2 separate regions of the Homo sapiens genome follow, and region 2 is linked to region 1. A link is a contact called in ENCODE Hi-C or POLR2A ChIA-PET data. All regions are on one chromosome and are shown on one strand. The core of a region is the stretch at or near the end of the contact, and the rest is flanking DNA. Distances in the headings are between cores, read along the strand shown. Region 1 overlaps LOC100130691 (Putative uncharacterized protein FLJ44553). Region 2 overlaps NFE2L2 (NFE2 like bZIP transcription factor 2).

Region 1 (4,094 bases), core at 1,595-4,094:
TAGGACTACATACAGATGAGCACCACCACGTCCGGCTACTTTTTTTATTTTTTGGTAGAGATAGTGTTTCACCATCTTGGCCAGGCTGGTCTCGAACTCCTGGCCTTGAGTGATTCTGCCCACCTCGGCCTCCCAAAGTGCTGGGATTACAGGCGTGAGCCACCATGCACAGCCAGTGTTAGGTATTTATATATGGAAAGCTAGTTGTACTAACCTTTTCTAGATCTAATATATTGCATTTCCTGGTCTTAAACTCACATTCAGGATTGAGCTTTTTGAATGTAATTTCCCCTACATCTACTACCTTATTTTTAAAATCTTGCACTCCTTCCTTAGGCCTAAAAATAGTGTGCTAGTGTGGTAGATATTAGGTCAATTGTCAGCACCAGAACTAGACACTTTATGTTCTTGGAAGGATCTAGCAGAACACACCCACTTTACTGGCACCTTGGCCAGTCTCTGGGCATGTTCCATTCAGGCCTGCCTTGGATGCCCCCAGACATCAGCAGGGCTGGCTTTGGGGGCAGCAGTTTCACCTGACTATATTGTGCGATGCCCTCCCTGAAGGGCTGGTTGCCTTCTGCCAGAATTTGGAAACTTCTGAACTCCACAGCAATCCTGCCCGTCTACTGCACAGGCTGCATATTTAGGAGGCATCACAGGTCACAGATAGAACTGCCAGGTAAAATACAGGACGCCCCGTTAAATTTGAATTTCAGATAAGAAATAATTTTGGGTATATGTATATCCCAAATGTTGCATGGAACATATTTATACCAAAAAATTATTTGTTGTTTATGTGAAATTCAAATCCAACTGGGCATCCTGTATTTTTCTTTGTTAAAAAGAAAAAAGAGCTTATCACAGAGCTCTTCCCAAAATAATCCTCCACTATGCTTCCTGCCACTACCTGCCCTCCCAGCTCCACAGTTCCTCCATAAGAACTACATTTATTAAAGTGTTAAGATAGCCTCGGCAGGATATTAACTATAAAGGTCAAAGTTAAGATTCACTTCTGAGGGCTGCACCTCTAACTTTAACCCGCATCATCAGGGATTCATTTACCAGATCAGTAAACTTGTTATTTGGGCACTAAGGACATTTTAGTGATGGTTGAGAGCAAGGGTGGACCATGAAAAGTTTAGATTCTCGTAGATGTGTGTAGAGGTAGGGCTGGAAGTGGAGGTGGGTTTGGGGGTATGTTAAAGCAATGTATGCAGGAAAGAGAATATTAAAGAGAACTTACACTGACAATTTTGCCTGGCTGGGATTCTTGTGTTATTCCTTCCTTGCCTCCTGATTTCCTTCCTTTTTTTTTTTTTTTTTTTTTTTTTTGAGATGGAGTCTCTCACTGTGTCACCCAGGCTGGGGTGTGGTGGCATGATCTCAGCTCACTGCAACCTCCGACTCCCTGGTTCAAGCTATTCTCCTGCCTCAGCCTCCCGAGTAGCTGGGATTACAGGCATGTGCCACCACGCCCAGCTAATTTTTGTATTTTTAGTAGAGACAGGGTTTCACCATGTTGGCCAGGATGGTCTTGATCTCCTGACCTCATGATCTGCCCGCCTCAGCCTCCCAAAGTGCTGGGATTACAGGCGTGAGCCACCATGCCCGGCATCCTTCCCTTCTTTAGTTTACACACATAGGCCCCAGGTACAGGGCATGAGCTAGAGCTGGATCCCAGCTGAATGGAAAGCAGGAGGCGCTATATTGGAAACAACTGCCAAGCAACCAAGGACTGGGGACAAAATAGCCTGGGAGGAGAAGTAAAACCAGGAAAAAGTTTAAAATTAGGTGCCTGACATTTAAGGGAAAAAGTCCAAAGTTAATCAAGGATGACCGCTTATTGCAAGATTCAAAACCTCTAAATGACAAAACTTCTAAAAAAGGAAATGATGATAGCACGGGGAACCCTGCTGATCCATCTCCCTGCCCAAATACTTCTCCATTCCCAACATCTGTGCAGCCATGTGCAGCAGAGACAAACAGCAGCAGCACTCCACCCCCAAGCTTTGAGAACCGCAGAGCTGTGGCTGACACAGTGGTCCTATCTCTGTGAAGTACACAAACCATACCACAGCCTTATTTTCTGAGACCATCTCTATGTAACCAGCTTCCCTAAATGCTGTGGCCCAAGAGGCTAACACTTTGGTCAGTCATGGGGCAATATGGCTGCTCCCACATGGCATCCAAGTCCATGCTTAGAGACTGAAGGGGAGCCAGCCTTGGTAAACCAGGTCTGTGGTCATTTCCCCACCTGGCATTTTTGAGCTGTACCAAGCAGCCTAGGGGTTCTTACTGCAAGGGCACGCTCAAACCTGACTTGTCCAGACAAGCAGAAGAGTTTTGGGCTCCCAATCGAGCACGGTGGTCAGTCTGTTCCAGTTTGTCTGGGACTTTCCAGGTTTGAACACTGAAAGTTCTACAGCCAGGAAATCCCTCAGTCCCAGGCAAACTGGGATGGTTGGTCACCCTGAAGTCAAGACACCTAGGCTTTGGCACCTAAACATCAGTTTCCTCATCTGTAAAATGCTGGGACTGGCCAGTACAGCTTCTGATGTTACTGCCACATCTAATAGTCCATGATTCACTCTCATGCTCCTGACCTTACCCATCTGCAGCCCAACTCCCAAACAAACTTCACTTGATCCAAGATCGAGTTCATGTAACCTGATAAGCTAATCATTAGTGTGTTAACAGGAGAGGATTATAGGGTTCACAGTTGAATTTTAACAATGGCTCGGGTGGAAGGCATGTGGGTAGCTGAGTCGTTCTAATGGTGGGAAGTTCAGCTGGGGAGATGGAGTGTATGGCTCTGTGCCATCTGAGAGAAAGATATTTTTAGGCAGGCAGGTTTTGAGGCAGCCAGCCTGAGAGAGCTGGTTTGATGGGCTGCTTTTAGCTGCACAGCAGGAACAGGCCACAGGCAGGGCAGTCTTGTCTGACTTGAGCCAACTTTCACACTATGACCTGAATAAAATCAGCAGTTGAAGCCACAGACTGGAGAAGAAAGGATGTAGTCTGCTGATAGCAATATATATGTATATAATGCATTTGCTTTGAGCCTGGGTCTGTCATCTATAATACAGATATGTAGCTATGATCCTGGGTAGTTGAGAGTTCAGACTCTGGGATCACCACCTACCAACTCTGTGATATTGGGCAAGTTGTAGACTGAATAATATGCATTTGCTGATATTTAACCTTTTTGATCTACACACACAGGAATTCCACGTGGTTTAGCCTAATAGCTTACTCTCTTTTTCCTTGGTTTCCTCATGTGTGAAACGCAGATAGCCACCAAACTTTTCAGGACACTGTGAGGACCAAATGAGAGGGACACATAAGGTGGTCAGAACAGTCCTAGCCCCACAGTCCATGTCAGTGATGTCAGCCACCACCATCCTACTGGTGAAGAGGCAGGCATACAGGGCCATTAGACTCCATCAGCTGAACCTAGGGTAGCCCAGACTCTTCCTGTCTTCCTGAGACATGGAACATGGATGAACCAAAGTGAATTGGTCACCTTAGCTGAACTGTAGAACTTCATTCTAATCCCAGGGTGAGGAAAGGGGAGTAGGTTCATACCACAGGTTTTTCAGGTCATTCCAAGACTGAATGTTTGTTTTTCCTCCCAATACAATCAGGTCCTAAGTATAAAAAAGAGCTTTTTATCATGAGGTTTTGCTCTAACACCATGGAGCCCTTTCTTTAGCCTTACATCTGTCTGTAGCGCCCACACATGGCCGTCTTCTTCAACTTAACTATATACACACACATACGCATACATTGTGAAGCACATAAGGAACACATGAGACAGCCTCATCATTATCAGATTACAAAAAAGTTACACTGAATTTCTTCTCTCAATAATTAACAGGGAGCAATTCAAAAAGAGGAAACAAAACATATGCTGTGGCATTATCATTATAATTAAATCACATTTATTAACTGAAGCAAATTCACTTGAGCTTTTTATAGGATTCTAGGAAATAGATTCCTTACATATAATGAGGACGTGCATCTTTAGGTCTTTTCATATTTTTCTTCCCTGTAACAGTCCTATGTTTGGTCTTTTCTCGTCAGGTTCATTC
Region 2 (4,094 bases), core at 1,139-3,638, 42 kb before region 1:
TTTCTATTTTTAGTAGAGACAGGATTTCGCCATGTTGGCCAGGCTGGTCTCGAACCCCTGACCTCAAGTGATCTGCCTGCCTCGGCCTCCCAAAGTGCTGGGATTACAGGTGTGAGCCACCACGCCCAGCTGAGAAACCTACTTTAAAATTCTGATTAGCTTGGGCCGCTTCTTCTCAGTAAATCTAGATACATAGCAGGGTATCCTGTCTAGACTTTCTGCAAACTGGAGCTATCTGCCCAAGCAAGGTATTAAGTGTTCAATATGTTCCCATCTTCTAGGTACTAGCACCAAAAATGAAAGGAATGCATGATCCTGCGATCTTAATTGAACTCTGTAAAATAGGCAGTCCATGTTCCCACCCATCTCAAGAAGTGATGTGCAAAGTGTGCAAAGCTCTTTGCAAAGTCAATCAAAGAAACTCAAATACTTGTCCCTGTACGTGGGGAAAAGTGTACTTTGACACATCCCTGCCTCACCCTAGACTTCCTGGGCCTGAGGTTTTTTCTTGTTAAGGAGATCCCAGGATAAAAATCAGTAAAAGGTTGTGACTTTTTCATGCAACTGAAGCAATTTAGGTTGCAAACATCTTCTGCTCATAAATCTGACTTGCAAAGTATCCTTACAACCAACCCTCATGAGCTGGAAGAAAATATTGAATGGAATTTATAATTGTCAGTGTCAATCATGCCAAGAATTGAAATAACTATTTAATTTCCTTTCCCCCCCTTTTCCTTCCCATCAGATGATAATATTTGAGGGGTTTGGATGGCTTTAGCTATACATTGTTTAATTATTCCATCCTACCCAAGCATACAGATGTTAGTGGATCAAATGAGGCACGTGAAAAGTATCTCTCTATAAATGTAAAATATGCAAATGTTTACATGTTGACAGTGATAGGCTCTACTACTTGCTGTATAAGCGAGACCAAAGTCCAGGCCAATGGATAATAATGAGGTTGTGGACCTAACTAGGGGGAGCCTAAAATAATGTTGGGACTACCTAGATGGTCAGAAAGAATGAGCCAATTAACTTCTAAAATCATGGACAGCTTCATTGCTTGGTTCTTCCTCAGGGCAGGTCTGAATTAGACTACTATTAACATGTTGTAATAAAAAAGGATTTTGATCTCAGAGATTCTGAATTATTTACAAATAATAAAGCAAATTAATAAGCAAATTAGAAGTTTTAGTGGATATTGCTCTTGATGGTGGTTTTGTTACTGTTGGTGGGGGTAATGGTGATGGCAGTGGGCACGCCCATATACATTTGCATACACTCTAATATAAATGTTTACAAACATACACACACACACATTCAATTGCCACTCAATTCCTGCTGTGAGTACCCTTCAATGGACAGCTCCAAACCAATTCAATGTTTTTTATTTGAATTTCCCTTGACATGACCAGAAAAAGACATCTTTATGAATCCTTATCAACAAACAGGAAAAATAAGACATGAAGCATTATTTAGACTAGCTCTTGAGCATCCTGTTCACGTTACCTGAAACAATGCTGGACCCTGGGAGACTAAGCAGCTCCTGCGGCCCTAGCTTACTGTCTCCACCAAGAATGCCACCAAATGACATCTAATTGCTCTTCATTAGGCTGGGGGACATTCAGTGCAATCGTAATAGGACCAAAATAGGTTTCAAAGTGTTCTGAAAGGTTTTCCTGTGTATTTTTAAGTTTATATTTATGTGGCCAGGCATGGTGGCTCACGCCTATAATCTTAGCACTTTGGGAGGCCGAGGCGGGCAGATCGCTTGTGCTCAGGAGTTCGAGACCAGCCTGGGCAACATGGTGAAACCCTGTCTCTACTAAAAATACAAAAATTAGCCGGGCGTGGTGGCATGTGCCTGTAGTCCCAGCTACGTGGGGGACTAAGGTGGGAGGACTGCTTGAGCCCAGGAGGTCGAGGCTGCAGTGAGCCAAGATCGTGCCACTGCACTCCAGCCTGGGTAACAAAGTGAGACCTTGTCTCAAAAAAAAGTTTATGTAATGTTTTTTCTTGCTATGAGAGGTCTCAAAACAAAACAAAACAAAACTGCTTCATAAAAGAAAAAAGCTAAATTTGAAGCAACTATTTTGGATTCCCAAAAACAGACATCTTGATCAAATTTAGAATGCAGCAACAATAGGTTTATTGTTATGGCCTTAATGTCATACTCTGTGCTACTCAGATTTTCACATCTGTTTCAGCAGGCAAAATCCTGCAGAGATTTGATACTGTATGAAACATTCAAAGCTTTATGTTAAAAAAAAAAAAAAAAAAACAGCAGAAGTTAACTGAAGACTCACTGTTGGGGACCACAAGCTCACTACTGTATTTTGTGCTAAGCTAATATGCACCAACCATTTCCTGTAAGGAGCCGTGTGACTGGGCACATGATTTATTCCACAAATGACCCAGCTCTCTGCAAGGCTCACACATCATCTAAGAGGAAATAATCGTCTGGGTGGAGCCCATAACAAACAAGAACATGACACTGGACAGGAGGAAAGGGAAGTGCCTAAGGAAGAACTAAAACTGCTCTTCTGCACAGAAATCCAGGGCTTTGAGGAAGTGCAAGTCCCCCATGGAGGAAGGCCACAGTACAAAGTGTTAGATAAGTAGGGTTTGGGTAGAGAGAGGAAAGCAGGTAGATGGGTTGCACAGCACTGCACAGATACTTTCTTACAACGGGTGAGAAAGCTTCCCAAGGGCCATGCGAGCACTGGCCAGGAGCCTTTGCATGGCATATGGAGCAAATGCCGTCTGCCACTTGGTGTCTGAATTTTTTTTGCTCTTGTCCTTTAGTGATTCCTGAGTGTGTTCCAAATTATGTTGCTAGCTTGGCTTAGACAAAAGAAGACAATTTGATAAGAAACACAAATGTTGGACAATTCATGTTAAATCACCATCTGGCCTAACAGAAATATTCATGTTTAAAAAATATATATCATCATTTGCCAACTGGGTAATCTGTTACACATTTTAGGGAAATCTGAAGTTGGACAATTAACTCATACCACTTTAAAACAAACATCTTTGTACCAGGATAAACAAAGAAGAAAGGACTTGAACACAGAATCCATATTAAATATGTCTTTTGCAAGTCAATTTTAGTGCCTTGAATAAACCAGCATCTATCATGCTTAGATGATCCAAAATATTGGAAAAGATAAAGCAAAGATAATACAATCCCTGTCCTAAATTAAAGCTATTCAGTAAACTGAGACAAAGTATTTGAAATGAAAAGTAATCTTTTAGACACTCAAATGTCTAATTAAGGCTTGCACCTCCCATTCCCCCGAGTCTCCCTTCCCTCTCCTACCCTCTATCTTGCCCTGAGAATGACAGGAAGGTGGTGGGAGATTTCCTTCTAAAAATAAATTTCATCAATAAACTGTTAAAAAAAATTAATTATACACACTACTAACTCTCAACAGAAAGCGAAACTGAGCCTTGCTCCAAAGAGAAAACTGATCCTTGATCTTTTTACTTTCATGTAGTATAAAGTTGGAATGTCTTAAGTTATTCCTTCTTAAAATCATGTATTTCCATTTAAAAAAAATCTTATTTTAATGTTATTCCCCTGAGATCCTTCCTTCATCCAAATCTTAGTTACCAGCATTCAGAGTCTAAGTTACACTTGATTATATTTTTCTTTCTTTCATTTCATTCTTCATATTATTCCCAGGTGATTATATTATTTACCTAAAAGCTAAATCTGGTTCAATGTTTTTTTCCATAGACACTGTCTAAGTATTTCTGAAGAAAACCAGGTGGAACATGAATCATATCCTACCATCTGGATGAATATAAACCAAATTAAGAGCTATATGAGGCTGCAAAAATATTTGAGGGCATGCTTGAATTTTGAGGAATTGATAAAATAACAGCCAGGCACGGTGGCTCACACCTGTAATCCCAGCTCTTTGGGAGGCTGAGGTGTGAGAATCACTTGAGCCCAGGAGTTTGAGACCAGCCTGGGCAACACAGGCCTCAACTCTACAAAAAAATTTAAAAATTAGCCAGACATGGTGAGACACTGCTGTAGTCCCAGCTACTTGGGAAACTGATGTGGGAGGATCACTTGAGCCCAG

The links. A loop is a pair of places that touch in the nucleus more often than their neighbours do. ChIA-PET counts read pairs that join two places held with the same protein, here RNA polymerase II (POLR2A). Pooled maps may share reads with other maps.
Region 2: a pooled map shows a loop between it and region 1 (2.2-fold over the local background). The contact joins two enhancer-like sites. A Hi-C loop is called at or near these places in 3 of 168 maps with a recorded cell type or tissue (Calu3, mammary epithelial cell and posterior vena cava), 2 of 37 single-sample maps with no recorded cell type and 9 of 50 pooled maps. POLR2A ChIA-PET finds 5 or more read pairs at or near these places in 14 of 52 experiments (A549, AG04449, AG04450 and 10 more).

The regions. Positions count from the first base shown.
Region 1 is chr2:177,279,595-177,283,688 of GRCh38, forward strand. LOC100130691 (Putative uncharacterized protein FLJ44553) reads right to left here. Exons shown (of 9, transcript NR_026966.1): 9 at 3,914-4,094. Among named protein-coding and RNA genes, the nearest start is that of NFE2L2, 17 kb to the left of the region's middle. RefSeq lists an enhancer at 1,882-2,301. Within about 2 kb of position 2,845, at least 8 of the 41 ENCODE cell types and tissues checked have a DNase peak (open chromatin) inside an H3K27ac peak, as active enhancers do; they include GM12878, where a contact is called at or near this core.
Region 2 is chr2:177,237,688-177,241,781 of GRCh38, forward strand. All of the region lies in intron 1 of NFE2L2 (NFE2 like bZIP transcription factor 2), which reads right to left. Among named protein-coding and RNA genes, the nearest start is that of MIR3128, 16 kb to the right of the region's middle. Within about 2 kb of position 2,389, at least 29 of the 41 ENCODE cell types and tissues checked have a DNase peak (open chromatin) inside an H3K27ac peak, as active enhancers do; they include GM12878, where a contact is called at or near this core.